Regions from separate parts of the Homo sapiens genome. Here region 1 is linked to region 2. Evidence: chromatin loops called from intact Hi-C (ENCODE). Cell type or tissue: mammary epithelial cell. All regions are shown on one strand.

The links. A loop is a pair of places that touch in the nucleus more often than their neighbours do. Peaks named below come from ENCODE experiments on the same cell type or tissue, not always from the same donor. Only the 100,000 strongest peaks of a DNase experiment are listed, where the experiment ranks them.
Region 1: a loop joins it to region 2, with 2.7 times the contacts of the local background. A loop is called at or near these places in 2 of 110 quality-filtered maps.

What each region holds. Positions count from the first base shown.
Region 1 is chr9:14,115,406-14,123,405 of GRCh38, reverse strand. NFIB (nuclear factor I B) reads left to right here. Exons shown (of 11, transcript NM_001190737.2): 8 at 2,782-2,966; 9 at 7,060-7,198. Among named protein-coding and RNA genes, the nearest start is that of LINC00583, 190 kb to the right of the region's middle. In mammary epithelial cell, no CTCF peak of the experiment used is centred here; DNase peaks (open chromatin) are centred at 3,065 and 3,545; H3K27ac peaks cover 1,071 bases.
Region 2 is chr9:14,248,643-14,256,642 of GRCh38, reverse strand. All of the region lies in intron 2 of NFIB (nuclear factor I B), which reads left to right. Among named protein-coding and RNA genes, the nearest start is that of NFIB, 61 kb to the left of the region's middle. RefSeq lists a silencer at 4,979-5,273. In mammary epithelial cell, a CTCF peak has its summit at 4,953; DNase peaks (open chromatin) are centred at 4,772 and 5,112; H3K4me3 peaks cover 278 bases; H3K27ac peaks cover 2,273 bases.

The sequences.
Region 1 (8,000 bases), 130 kb after region 2:
GAGCAAGACTGAAGGAAAGAAGACAATAAGGCTTTGCAATAATGTATGCAAGAAATACACATACATGTGTATGTATTCTTTCATAATAAAGGAAAACTTTTTGTCTTGTATTTTACTTTTCTTATTTTTTTTTCTTTTTCTTTTCTTTTTTTTTTTGAGACAGGGTCTTACTCCAGGCTGGAGTGTAGTGGCGTGATCTTGGCTCGCTGCAACCTCTGCCTCCCAGGTTCAAGCAATTCTCCTGCCTCAGCCTCCCGAGTAACTGGGATTACAGGCACTCACCACCCCGCTCAGCTAATTTTTGTATTTTTTTTAGTAGAGATGGGGTTTCACCATGTTGGCCAGGCTGATCTCGAACATCTGACCTCAAGTGATCCACTCCACCCACCCTGACCTCCCACAGTGCTGGGATTACAGCCGTGAGCCACCATGCCTGGCCTGCTTTTCTTATTTTTAAAGGACTAGAATGGCTTTTATGGAAAAGGTAGTCATTTTTACTCTCAGTTTGAAATACGACATTTTACCCAGTGGTATCAGGCCACCTACAGCTCATGCAAGCACAGTGCCAGGTTGCCCATAGATGTGAGTTCGGGTTTGATTTCTGCAATTTCACTTGAAAATAGATCTCCTCCAGAACTATTAAGGCCAAATTAATCTCAAAAGCTAAAGGACCCAAGATGGAACTATGTATATATCTTTCCAGGGTTTGTGTACAGATGTGAGCAAAAATCATGGTTAAAATGAGCTGAGATTAAGAGCATTTAGACACTAAGTAAAAGATGCCCAGTTTTTCTTAGATGTTTGTATTTCCTTAAATGATACTTTCAAATGGGTATACTTCTTAAATAAAGTAATACTTCAGTAAAGAGTTTTGTTTTAAGAAATACGCATTTGTTCTCTGAAATGCATACATTTGATGGAGGATGCTCAAACTTCAGTATGTAGGAAGATTACATGGACACTTATTTAAAATATACATTTTGGTGCCTTACCCCTAGAGGTCCTGATCCCCTAGGTCTGTGTGTAGACCAAGGGATCTGCATTGTAAGAACAATACAGAGAATTTCAGAAACAGTGCTCTGGACGTTCAGAGAACAAAGTCGTGACTATAAAATTGAATTTATGTTTTTTCTATTCTATACATTCTTAATTTCTTATATCTTCTGAAAAAGTTTTTTTTGGGAGAGGTAAGCAATACATCCCATAAATAGGTCCCACCCCCCCACCCACATAGTTTCAAAGTTGGAAATAAATCATTCTAGGTGATTTCCCTTTGTAGGTTATGGCTAAAATTTATTTTTTTTCATATTCTTTAAGTTGTCTCATAAAACATTAGACATTTATCGTTTATAATTTCCTATTATTTGAATTGGGAAATATTAAAATAGAAAGACATTTACTTTTCACTTCTACATATATTTGTTGGTAGTTTTAATTTGTATTTCTATGATTATTTCTCTCAACATTTTAGAGATAATGATCATACGATTACACTCTTTCTCCATCTTTCAAACTTAAGATTTATATTTCAAAAACTGAACAATAAATTATAAGAATACTAATGTTGAGAAGTTATAGTAAAATTGAACATTGTCCACATTGCATGTGTTTTATATAGTATTTCCCTTTATAAAATTATTATAAAATATGTGATATATGGGTAAAGTAATATACTTACCTATATGAAAGCTTAAATTTTCATTGCTGTGTGTTTTATTCTTGGTTTTATATTAACAATATCTTTTAAACTACATATAGTAAAAGTTAAAGTAGAAAGAAAAATAGTTGCAGAATAGAGCTCTTTTGGTTTTGAAAGAAACATTTTCATTAGGAGAGTTTCTAGCTCTATGTTCCAATGTTCATAAGCATTTATACCATGACCAGACAATTATAAATGACATGAGATGATGTTGTATTAGTTATTGTCTTTCCTTCTAAACAATTGCCAGGTAGGATGTACAGGGAAACGTTTTATTTGAAATTGAATTTCACTTTTGTTTTTAATTTTGGTAGAAAATTTTTGGCTCTTTTGCCCTCTACTTAATGCTGTGACTTGCTCTGGACTTATGAGACAAAGTGTTTTTTGTTTGTTTGTTTGTTTGAGATGGGGCTTATGAGACAAAATGTTTTTTGTTTGTTTGTTTGTTTGAGATGGGGTTCTGTCACCAGGTTGGAGCGCAATGGCGCCATCTCGGCTCACTGCAACCTCCGTCTACTGGATTCAAGTGATTCTCCTGCCTTAAGCTCCCAAGTAGCTGGGATTACAGGTGCCCATCACCATGCTCAGCTAATTTTTTGTATTTTCAGTAGCGATGGGGTTTCACCATGTTAGCCAGGCTGGTCTCGAACTCCTGACCTCAGGTGATCCACCTGCCCCAGCCGCCCAAAGTGCTGGGATTACAGGTGTGAGCTACTGCACCCGGCCTAAAGATTTTATAATCAAAGAATATGTTTTCAACGGGATATATCTTTGCTCAAAGAAGTGTTTTATCAAGTATTGACATAACCTATAAAAGAGAAACTGATTTTGTAACCACTCACAGAGCCAGGAAGCAAGATTGTTAATTTTCTAGAGTGATGTTTTATCTCTGTGTAGTTAGCCGTACTGGTGTTGAGAATAAAAATGAAAAAGTAACTGTTGATTTAGGAGAGCTTGGTTAAATCATGGGGACAAAAATGAATGGTTACCAGTTTTGTAGTTTCACAGCATTCTTCAGGATCAGAATGGAGCAATAAGGTAACCAGCTGATGAGTCAATCTTTCCTTTTCTGTCTTCTGCAGTCATCTCAACTCGAACTCCACCTCCACCTTCACCGTTGCCATTTCCAACACAAGCTATCCTTCCTCCAGCCCCATCGAGCTACTTTTCTCATCCAACAATCAGATATCCTCCCCACCTGAATCCTCAGGATACTCTGAAGAACTATGTACCTTCTTATGACCCATCCAGTCCACAAACCAGCCAGGTAAAAATAAGAGAGAAAATAAGATTAGCACCTAAGGGAGATGGGACAGATCTAATTCTGAGACACAAAGGTTAGTCAGACAGTGTGTCTGGCAGAACGTCAAGCCTTGAAATCCATCTTCAGGAAGTTGCTTGGTGACTCAATAAGTTTTTATTTAAAGGTGGCTGAATGACAGGTAGGAAGTGTGTTGCCCCAAAGGGTACATTTGTGAAGATGGTTTAATGTTTTTGGATTTTCACTGACTGAAGGGAAAGTTTATGCAGAAAGTACATTGACAGGAAAGCTCTGGGCTGGAGTTCACACCTCTTAAATACCTGGTTTGACACAGAGACAATGTGCTTATTTCAGGCAGGAGTAAGGTATGTGCTAAAATAAACACACACAAAAGAACTTACAGTTGTATTTATAGACCAACTATTAGGTATTAAAATAAGCTTTGGTAATGTAAACATTCTCAGTGTTTGATGACTACTTGAATATTCTTTGCAGAGACATGACTTACATTTAATAATGAGTGACATTACTAGAAGCGTCTTTCTTTTTTTTGGAAACATTGTGCAGTGGTTTTGGGGATTCATTTTGTAAGTGTAGTGACTCATGAGCATTTCTCACTCCCCTAGACATATGGTTTCTTCTACCAAGAGGTTACTTCATAGGAATTTGGTATATGAGCATTTTCCACAATCAAGTAGACAGTCTTTGTGCCAGACCTGGGGCTATCAATAATTGTAATATCTAAAACATGTAATGTAATTTTGATATTAGGATCTGATATTTAGCTTTGCTGCTTTACCTCTAAGACTCCTGTCCACTTATTATACCTTTTAATATTTTGGAGAATTTTCACAAACATTCCGTCATTACTACGGTGGAACATTCCTGAAATGCTAGTAAATAGTGTGTGTCTATCAATTTAAATTAGCAAAGAAAGGTGAGAAAAAAATCCCTTTGGTCTTAATTTGTTAAAATGAAACAAAATGGTCCTTTCTGAACTTTTAATTTAGAATAACAACGCATCCAGGACCCTTTGGGTTACTTAAAAAGTTATCATTACTTTTAGTTTGACTGACTGAGATATTAAACTCAATATTGAATTTTGAATTTGAAGTTAAAATTATTATTTGTATTTTAGAAGAAAATGTTAAAATGTTGTAGCACTTTTCATGACTGAAGTACTAAAGACAGCTAAGTGAGAGTGGGATCTTAGTATATCGTTTAGAAATAAAATTTGTTGTCAGCTCATGGATTCAGAAGTCTCAGTTCCATAGAGCATTTTGCTAGACTCAGCTGGGAACAGTGCACACAAGGTCTGATTTTAATTTGTGTAGAATTTCCATGAATAACAAAGTCTAATTAAGACATCCATTAAAAGTCCTTAACGTTAATTCAGTGTGGAAAATCTTAGAGTTCCATTGGATTTTTTTTTTAACTGATGTCTTAATTAGGCACTGTTAGGGGAAAAATTATGCAAATTAAAATCAGGCCCTTAGTGTTACACATTTCTTTAATTATTCAGTGCTTGTTTTACGTATATTTCAATTTCTTTATAAGTTAAGAGGGCATATTAGGTGATAATCTGCCTATATTGTTCTCAGTTTTTCTTCACTTTTTCAAGATACATATCACCTTCTAAGGAAGCATATTACTCTCATCTCAAAAAAAAAAAAAAAAGAAAAAGAAAAACTAGCAACAAAAAAACTCTCAGGATTTTGTATAATAGGAACCGTGTATAAAGTAGAATAATCCTTTCCTAATGCTGTTAGCTTCACCTTCAGACAAGACATCTCTCTTTTCTATCTACAGTATGAAAGTTCATCTATTAACAGCCTTAAAAGATAGAAATTTTTAGTGTAGCTTCATCTGTTTGAACCAGTAGAAAACTGAGGAGAAAATAGCCCTCAATTCTTCTCACCCTGAGTTTTAGGAAAGTTGTCTGCATTGACTTGGGAATTCTTTCTTTGTCACCTTTATTCTTTTCAAATGAGAGAAGTGTCTACTAGTTCATGTTGTTCAATTCCAGTAGGTGAAGTTTGTAGAATGGTCAGGGTAGGATAATATATTTGGTGGCAGCATTTCCTTGAAATTATTGTCATTCTGCTCCAGACATTTTGTTCCAGGTAGGTACTTTCAGACTGTTTTGGTGAACACTGTATGTAGAAACATTTTTACCATTGAATGTACCACCAATGATAAAATGAGACCTGTCTTCTTTCTTAAGATATTTAAAGCACTTATTTCCAGTGTTCAGATAACCAGAAATGGATGGCCTGCTGTAGAAACAAACTACTTTTTCCCTTTGAAAGGAAAAATGGGTCTTTATAGTTAACTGCAGATTTTTTTTTTAAGGAACAGTGTATCTGCTTTGATTTTTAACTCCAACTCAAAACCAATTAATTTGCATTTCAAATTAGAATTCTTGGTATTTACCATTTTAGCTTTAGAAATGGAAAAACATCAGTATTCCTTCACCATTCACTTCTAGTCAGCTGTTGCTTCCCAATATTCTCCAGCACTGCACTGATTTTGATTTTTAAGATAAGCAACTGAGATGCCTTTTCCTCCCCACAGCAATTTTGAGATTAATTGCATTACTGCTGCACCAATTATAGTGAGACAGTCATGCTATTCAATGGAATATTTTGAATAAAATTAGTTTAAAGATGTAACTCTCCCATAGGTTTCCATATTGGAAAACTCTGGTCAATTTTCCTGACATCAAGTTAAATACTTAAAATTACCCATGATGAATAATCAGGATATTCAGGAAGTCCATTTTCTTTATAGAATAAATAATGTGGCCTCTGAGGAGCCTAACCGAAGACTTAGTTCATGTCTCTAAGTCACAATATTTAAGTGTTATTAGCTGTTCATCTTTTTCTCTAAATAAATGTCTACTTGTAATTTATGTGCAGATATTTAGAAAAATATTCTGCTTCATTTTTTTTTTGCCTTTAACAGTTCAGATTATAAAGACTATATACTTGCCGAGAATAGCCTCCCAGCAAATTGCGATGAACACCGTGCAGTGGAGAATTCCAACATGGGTATAATCAAAAATAACATTCTCAGTCTAGAAAAATATATTCCACTATTTCTTCAAAGAGTGTATCCTTAGGATTTTGTTTCCTACCACGGAAACTATTTTTGTACCCAGGAGCTAAAACTCAGATAGTAACATCTTTTCTATCATTGCCCAGGGGATTTTCTCAGTTAATTCTCACAAATGTCAACAAGAAATGTTTTGTGTAACTCTCCATGCACCACCATGGATGTAAGAGTAACTCAAATAACAATGCTCATTTGCTTGTCCTCTGCTTCCCCTCAGTACAGTTTAATTTACTTTGGAAATCTTTTATTTGTAGGTGTAAGGACAAACGTAGCTCAGCATTTTATATCATTGTATGACCTCTGAAATTTTAGATGCTTTACATCTTATTCTATCTTCTTGTATTAGTAAATCATCAAAAGTTGACCATAGATCTCGGAATCTAAATTGCCTAATGTGTGCATCTCAGCACACCTGTGTGTAAGAGAGCTAGAGTTTTGTATGCAGGAGAATGGTTCTTGACTGTAAATGATGAAAATTCCAGAATTCGTTGTATTTGATCTCCTAGATATTTTTGTGTCCTTTGTTTCAGTGATATCATCATGTAGGTGAAAATTGTGTTCTAAAAGCCAAAACTGACTCATTATAGAAAATGAAGAGCAGAGAATAAGGAAGCATTGGGTTCCAACTGTAGCTAGTTCAGTAAGGAATTCCATTTTAGCCTTTGGGCTAAGCATTTAAGTCTGCACTTGAGTTTCTTGGCCTACTACATGAAAGGATCAAGTCTACCTGGCTCTCAGGGGTGCTGTAAAGAGGAATTCACCTATACCATGACGTGCTTTGAAGATGAAAACCTTCTTTGAAATGCTGCTGCTCCTTATTACTACCAACCATTGACTGGCCTCTCCGACTCCGACTCGAGAGGGCCTGTGTGGCGCCTATGCGCAGTGTGCTGGATCCACACAGTCGTGTGTGCTGAGTGGACTTGTTGAACAAGATGACTGCCTTTTGGATTGCTTCACCCGGCATTCTGTTTTTGTTTTGTAGCCTAACGGCAGTGGTCAAGTAGTAGGGAAAGTGCCTGGCCATTTCACTCCTGTCTTGGCACCCTCTCCCCATCCCAGTGCAGTGCGACCTGTGACCCTGAGCATGACAGATACTAAACCCATCACTACATCCACTGAAGGTGAGGCAGCTTCACCTACAGCAACCAGTAAGTATTTCCATAGGAAATGAGAAATGTCCATCAGAGGCACCATTGGATATCTGATCCAAGGTGGAAAACACGGCAATTTTTCCAGCTACCTGACCAGATGGAGATTTCTCATTTAAGTGGAGCTAGCAGGCATGGATGTGGCCCTGCTATCACAGGCTCTCTCTTCTCAAATTCCAGTCAGTGAATCATATTTGAAAAGGGAGAAGCTCACTTGTTTAAGTTAACAGCTATAACAAAAATAATAAGTCATGCCTGCTTGTTCAAGGTATACATTGAAATTGCACTGAGTAACATAACGCAGAATACAAAGTTTTCGTATCACCCAAAGAGAGATTAGGTAATTGGTACTTATTGGAGCATTCCTATAGAAATCAAGCCCCTTCACAAAGCAGATGGAATCAGTGCCTCTGTAAGGTAATTGCATGTTTACATCATTGTAGGTTATGTCATTGTTAAAAACAGTCGCATAAGGTTGGGAACAGATGAGGACATTTCAAAACTTAGTATTAGGCACATGTAAGCTACCTGTACTTTCACTATCTGCAAGCTTTTTTTTTAAAACCTTTTGATTATTTTGCTTATCATTGGTACATCAAATACTGTGCTTTTTAGTGTGGCCATAACATTTAAATGTCAGAGATTTAGCCAGTGAACCTTCCTAACACGTACCAATAAGCCGCATCATTCCTTTGTTTTTTCATGTAAAATACTTAGAAGTATAGAAGAAATTAATTTTGAGGTGGTTTCACCCAACTGTCAGCTTCTTAGTACT
Region 2 (8,000 bases):
CAAGCTAGTGTTGCTGAAATATTTTAATGGTCTGGCATATTCACTTTCCTTTTTGGAAGTTAGTGGATTGGCAGCTAGAATATGAATATTATATTTCACTCCTCTTCCTTTTTTTCTCTATCTTCTAATTAGTCTTTCTCTGCTTTCTGATTTTTCTTCTATCTCATCCTACTTATATGTTTTCTTCTTTATGGTTAGCAGTGAAATTGGTCTAAAGAGAAAACTTCTGTTTGTAAGGAGGGGTTCTTGTCTAGGTAAAAGTTTTTGGAAAATTATTTATTTCTAAATGTGCAGAATGGGTATATAATTAATAATTTTTTTTCTTAGAACATAGTTTCCCTGTAACCATGTTTTGGTATGGAATGAAAGATGAAACTGAGATTATTAAGGCAAAAATGCAGTAAGACCTCCCTCACCCTGAAATTCAATCTCTCTGGAATTTGATTAGTGTTTTTGTTGGTTTTACATATGAATATTGTTAGAGGGAGAGGCTTCTAGAAAAAGTGGGTCAAAATGAATATTTTTGGTAAAACAGAAGCTGCATAAAATGTCTCATTTTTATACTCATAATAGCCCTGTGGGGCAGGCACCATTGGTAGCTTCCCTTTGCACATGAGGGAGAATTAAGGGACTTCTCAAGATCACACAGCTAATAGGTGGTGGATTTAAACTAGGTGCCTTGAGTACAGTGTTTTGTATTTCACTAATACTATGCTAGCATGGTGTTTTGCGCTTCAGTAATACTATGCTAGCATAGTGTGTGGATTCTGGAGCAGGACAGAGTTGAATTCAATGTTTTCCAAAGGCATTCAGGCTATTTGATCATTTCTCTTATATGTGATTCTCACAGTCAGTTGAGTGCTTCACAAAACACACCAAGACTCATCAGTGAGCTGGATTGTTAAAAGGTTATTTATAGTGACCTTGTGAGAGTCTAAACACTCCAAGTATTTCATCAATAAAAGTGAATAATAACTTTTATTATCTTTTTTTAAGGATGTTAGGAGGGTTAATCTGTCACTACCTATAGAGCAATTTATATAAACTGAAGCATGTCCATGTCCATGTTATATTAGAACTAATTCTTACCAGCCCATATCTGGTCATCAGTATGCCCTGGATTTTTATATCATGTTTGGTTAATATAAAGTTTATCATCCCCTCAGTCATTGACCATACATCCATTTCATGAGAATTGTAAAACAAGGTAAAGTCAGATGCTCACAGTCATTGATATGTGCTACAGTTGAGATTTAATCCCCAGGTGATCTTACATTAAGGAAATGTCAGTAATCTGTTAGAGACACAAGTTCAACAAATTCAGCAAGATTCTTTTACAGTTGCAGAATCAAAAAATGTCCAAGTGTTAACTCCTCATGGTTCAGCCAAGTTTCTTTTTTCTTTCTTTCTTTCTTTTTTTGAGTCAGGGTTTCACTTTGTCATCCTTGTTGGAGTTCAGTGGTGTGATCATAGCTCACTGCAGCCTCGAACTCCTGGGCTCAAGTGATTCTCCAACTTTAGCCTCCCAAGAAACTGGGACTACAGGTATGCGCCACCACACCTGGCTATTTTTATTTTTATTTTGAAGAGATGGGGTCTTGCTATGTTGCCCAGGCTGGTGGTGAATTCCCATCCTCAAGTGATCTTCCTGACTTAGCGAAGGTTATTTTGTTTTGAAATTTGGAAGCATGGTTGGCGCTTTCATAAGCTAATACTTTAAAGCTTGTAGCTTTAAGGTACTTGTCTGAAGTTCACTGAAGAGGAGCAAAAGATCATTATTATTATTTAGGCCTCTAGACCTTGCTTGTAAATGCACATATATGCACATGCATAGATTCACACACACACAGAATCCCAACTACAAAGCATTTTTCAGAAGTCTTATTCAAATAAAGAGGTAAATGGCTCTGCTCTTGGTGAGACCCTAATAAGCATGTGATAATTAAATTATTTATCTCAGGAACCTATGTATCATTATTAACACTAATATTATAGCAGATGGGCTTTTGGATCAGTGGAGGGCCTTTGAGCAGCTATTAGAGAACCAGTGCACGGGAGTACTGTAAAATAAATTAGCCTCATCATTTCACTTCAAATCAGCAAACGATTATTGAGTGCACATCCCTGAAGATGCGTGTCTCCATGCTTATGTGCTTATGTCTGGTGGAGGGATAAGATCAGTAAGTAACGCAAGCCCATATCAAGTCAGTGTTTAAGAGAAGTACTGTATAAATGTGAAGCTACTGAGATGCAGTGGAGGAGCTCATATCTGGTTCTAGGGGTGGAGGGAGCATCTTATGGAGAAATGCTGTTTTGTTTTGTTTTGTTTTGTTTTGTTTTTTTTGAGACAGTGTCACTCTGTTGCCCAGGCTGGAGTGCAGTGGTGTGATCATGGCTCGCTGCAACCTCTACCTCCCAGGTTCAAGCGATTCTTATGCCTCAGCCACTTGAGTAGCTGGGACTACAGGTGTGTGCCATCATGCCTGGCTAATTTTTGTACTTTTACTAGAATGGGGTTTTGCTATGTTGGCCAGGCTAGTCTCAAACTACTGGCCTCAAGTTATCTGCTTGCCTCAGCCTCCCAAAGTGCTGGGATTACGGGCATGAGCTACCATGACTGGCCTGAGAAATTATGTTTTTAACTGACTTTAAAAGACGGGTTTTGTCAAGTGCTGGGGAGGCATTTAGACCAGGGGAACAGCATGAGCAAAAGTCAAAGGGCAGGAAAATGTACAAGAAGTTATCCAGTGTAGCTGGAATACAAGACCCATGATGTGCTGGAGGCCACGTGAAAAAAATAAATAGAGATTACTTCATGGAGAGCCATGAATGTTGGCTTGAGAGAGTTTTACTTACTGTAACAATTCCGCAAAGATACCTAGAGGCAGCACCCAGGTTATTACGTAGTCTCAAAAGAGTATTTCTGACAACTTCATTTTAAACATTTTTTTCTTTTTTTTATTAAAAAATTATTTTTGGAAATGGGGTCTCACTGTATTGCCCAGAGTGGTCCCTAACTCCTGAGCTTAAGCAATCCTCCCGCCTCAGCCACCCAAGTAGTTGGGACTAACAGGTGTGAGCCCCTGTGCTAGGCTAAAACATTTTATTTGTGCATTATTTCTTCATTGCCAAAGGATCGAAATCTCACTTGCTTTTTTCCTTCTGGGAGTTTTGTGGGCTGTTTTGGTCTGCTTAGAGAAAACCACACACTTCCAGGCTATTCTGCCTCTGTACATTTCCAGCCTTCCTTGAAACAATCATCTCGAGAACTGTGAAATTATCCCGCTATAATCTAATTGGTGGTGACCACTCAGTCCCTTTGCACCAGAGAACTTGTATCTAGCAAGTCTCTTTCTTTCAAACATTTGTTAGTTCGTTAAAGATGTTATGTTAGCAGTAGGATATGATGCATCTGAGAAGGAAATAAAAGACCAGGACAAAAGACATGTTGAATAGTCAAAGATGAGCTGTAACCATCAGGGAACACTAACTGTAGCACCTGATTTTGATTGAAAAACATGATAACATTGGCTTTGAAGTTGTTGCAGATCTGCTTAAACTTTCTTCATGGATGGAATGAATGAAAATTATGAAGCATTGATGTAAAAATAATTGTTTTTGGTCTTTTTTTTCTTTGTAGAAACCAACCTGCCTTCCCTCCCTCCCTCCCTCCCTTCCTTCCTTCCTCCCTCCTTTCCTTCCTTCCATGCATCCATCACCAGTCTTTTCTTACTGTACAATTTCCTTGACAGATGGACTTCTTGTAGAAGTTTACCTGAGTTTAATACGGGTGACCGTCATGGGTGCAATATTTTGCTGCAGGAGATGGAAAGACATTATTTTTTTTTCCTCCACAAAGTTGTATGGCAGGAACATGTAAAGCTGCATCAGTAGATCTTAAGACGCCTGTTCTCGTGATCTTGTTCTCACTTTGCTTAGAGGTTTCCCCAAGGTAATATTAATAAGGATGTATCCAGTAGTAACAGATAGTTCATTGACTCTATTATTTCTGAAACATGTATTGTCTTTTACGTAATAGTAGTTACTGCAGTCATTACAGTTCTTTTTCTTTTACATATTATAACTGAAGCAGTTTCTGTTTTTTTTAACAAATACAAATGTTTAAAAATCATGACACTTCTTTACCTTGCTGCCCATTATTTCTCAGCAGTTAAAACTTTATTACTTTACTGACAGAAAAAAGAAAGGATGAAAAACTATAAATATAATGATATAGAAAATCTACAGTATTTTTAAATGTCATATTTTAAAGATTTAGTCTCTTTAAAGTGAGTTTTTAAAATGAATTCATATAAATAAATGCAAAGTGCCATAGAAGTAATGAGGAATATTAAAAATATTTCAAGGTTTTTAAGGCATTGGGAAATATGTTCAAGACTTTGAAAACAGAGTCCACCAGCCATATCAGCCCGTTTGCTATTCCTGATGTTTGTATTTTCTTCTGGAGGAAGAAAGATTAAAAAGTGGATCTTGTTTTTTAATTCTCTGCATTAGGGAGTGAAATACTTTCTCTCACCGAAAGATAAGGGTAATCACAGTTTTAAAAACTGGCTACTCCTTACATGCATGTACCCTTGCAAATCCTGTAGCAACTGAAAAATCTCCTGATAGATGTAAAAATTAATTAATGTCTTACTACCATGCAAAGAATGTGGGCATAGGTGGATAACGGTGACTAAATCCCACAGAATTTGTGTGGCTTGCCTACTAAACCTCGAGTAATATAATATAAGTGAAAGCCAAAACCAGTTTTCTGTTGTTTTCCTCTCCAGCTTGTTCTTTATAAAAGTTGGACCTGTTTGTTTTGTTCTCTAAGTGTGCCATGTGCAGCACGCCTGTGTAATTCCTGGTCCTTGGAGCAGACTGCGGTGTGCAGGATGCCCGTGCAGGATTTGGGTGGCTGGAACTGACAAACTGGGATTAGCTGACCTCCTGCAGGAGGCTCCAGTGGCCCCTCGGCCGTGGTGAGAAGGAGCAGAGCCTTGGTGTGTATGTGACCTCTAACAGTGAAGTGATGCCTAGTTCACCGATACCACTTGCAGTAACCTGAATGACTGGTTATTCTGGTCAGGAGAAAATAGCACTGACATCATGTGATTCTGGCAAAGTAAACCACATTGGAACTTGGCCTTTGAATACCCAAGGGGCTGGCAGCAATCTCAGGGGTTGGCTGGGAGCCCCATTGAGTTCACTAGTAATCAGTTGACTGCTGAGCTGGACAAGCTGCCCTAGTTTTTCTGACAAGCTCTGTCTAAAAGAATGATGGGCAGTCTGCCATTAGGATTTTTAAGCAGAGTTGCTAAAGATTAACTCTTTAGCTACTGTAAATATATCATGTCCTTCGTTATGTGTTGGTATGCAATCAGATGAAAGCTTGGAGGGAGGTTCTAATTCCTCATTCAGTGATTGCACCTGGAGTTCCTCTCTTGTAAAACAAACACCCAAAGGCAAGGAAAAACACCGTAAAGTTCTTTGTATGTATGTTTCAAAGGAATGCCAGTGGATAGGTTTTTCTTGAGGTTTCTAGTTTGCTTTTTAAAACAAAATACTATAATCTTTAATTATGTAAAATGTTAGATGTTGCATTCTGATCATACTTCAGGAATAGACATCACCTAAGAAAAGTCTCTGAAAAACTACAAGCATTTAGTATTTACTTATTATGACACATACCCATGGATTTCATTTTCAAAAAAACTTTTATTAACTCAGAGTATTCTAGAAGAAAGGAGGTACTATACTCAAATGTCATAAGTCCAGAGAAACCAATTCTTTTGAATAAACGTGACTTCTCAATGGATTTATTTGGTTATCTTTTACTAGAAAAGGTGATACCTTAGTAACTTTTATTCCTTCTCTCACATAGTTAAAATAAAATATAATTGACAGAGATATACAGGTTGACTTAAAATATTCTATATACTGTAATCCCGGTGATGAATTTGGTATGTTTAATGTTGCTTTAAACTGGAATATTTCCTAAGGCATACTCTCTTTTCTCTAGGTAACTATGACATAAGCAAGGGAACACCAAAGTTCTTTGATAGTGCTTCAGCACTCCTTCACAAAATCAAATTGAGGTAGTAGTGAGGCCACTGTGGGGATGTAGTAGCCAATGATGTATCATTTATCTTGGGACACACCTGAAAGTTTTAATGGCAAAAGCTGAAGTTTTGGAAATCTGTCTTCCTTTTGAGCTAAGGCTTTAATTCTGCCTCCTCTTTGATCTTCCCTTCCAAAAAGCTGCCTTTGAGAAATGGTACAATTTCTCTCTCATGTTTAAGAGGTTTGTGACATTAGCTACCTGGGGACATTATTGTCCATCAGAGAACTTACATAAAGAAAACAAAAAAAGATATTATATGCACAGACACTGTCTAATGGATTCTTCCTGTTTCCCACTCCTCTTATCTTCCTTGACTCAGCACAAAAGTGCTCAACAGGCCATAAACTCAAAAGACCCTCCTCCCTGTTAGAGCTAAAAATCCTGCGTGATAACCTTTCAGATGCTCAGTTAAGGGCAAATTTGTAACTGAGTTTTAAAACTTGGTGTGTTACCCTAAGACTTATCAAGAAAAGAAGAAAGAGACTCGAGGGGTTTTGAACAAGGAGTTAGGAATAGGTGAAACTTTTTATCATGTTTGTTCCTACTGTGTGGGGTTTTGGGGGAGTCAGAAATGGTATCCACAAGACTTTGGCATTTATGATGATATTCCTGCCTTGTTCCGGAATTCCTCTATTTATCCCTTTGCATGAGGACAGTGTCACCACTGTCTATTGCTAGGCCCTAAATTATCTCAAGAAAGGGCTTAAGGGTGGTGAAGGGGTTGTGGAATTACCTTCCCCTCTCACTTTTCCATTCTCTCTTCTGCCCTCTCCCTCCTTCCTCATTTCTTTTCCCTTTACTCTCCTTCCTTCCTCTCTTCTTCTCCCCTCCCTCCCTCTCTCTCTTCCTTCCTTTCTATTTTTTTACAGTACTTGCTAAGTATCTACTATTGTCAGTGAATGCACAATGATATGCAATAATCATGATAGACGTAAACTGAGGAAGTTTATAAGATAATGGGAGAAAACAATTTCCCAAATCAAAGGATCACAAAAATGCACTTTAGCCTAGGCAACAGTGAGACGCAATCTTAAAAAAAAGTAGAATGAACAATTGTGGTGAATCATTTGGTGAAAAGGCACATGATGCTATAAGAGCATAAAACAAAGGGATCTTATAAATATGTGAGATTTCCGAGTAATACTATTTCTTGGTAATACTTAAGAAAAGAAAAAAGCTAAATCTTAGGTAGTATCTCATCTCCACCACTTACTATTTAAACTTGGGCAATTTGTTTAAGCTCTTTGACTCATAATTTGCTTATCAGTAAAGCAGAGATAATAATATCTACCCCCATCCTCAGTTTATGTAATTGGAAATACTAAATTTGAAATATTTAGTTGACGTACAGTGAGAATTTAATGAAAGGTATTTCTTATCACTAAGTTCTTATTTCAGTGGTCCTTTTGGTCACTGAAAGGTGTCAAATTCTTGCTGCTATTTGGTTTGTATATTAATTGCAAGTGTAAGAAACTGAAGTTATACAGACTGAAGTGAGAAAGGGAGATTATTCTCTGATGTAATTTAAAAGTCCAGTTTATCTGCAGGTACAGTTTGATTCAGGTGTTCAAATGATGTAACTGGGAATGTTTCTCTGATTCTCTTCCTATGCCATTCTCTTTGTTCCCTTACTTCTCGGGCAAAGAGGGTCTCTTTCCACAGTGAAGGCTTATATTCTATTAGCCAAGCAAACCCAGTGGGGAGGAAAATGTTCCCTTCCTCACTAGTCCCTGCAGACGTTCCTGGGCTGGATCTCCTTGGACTACCCCTGAACCTGTTGCTGAACTGGTGCTTTCTTCTCTTTGGCTATGCTTAAGTCTCCTGCCTGTTCTTGGAGAGGAGCTAGAGGAGGATCACGAGACACCCAAACTAC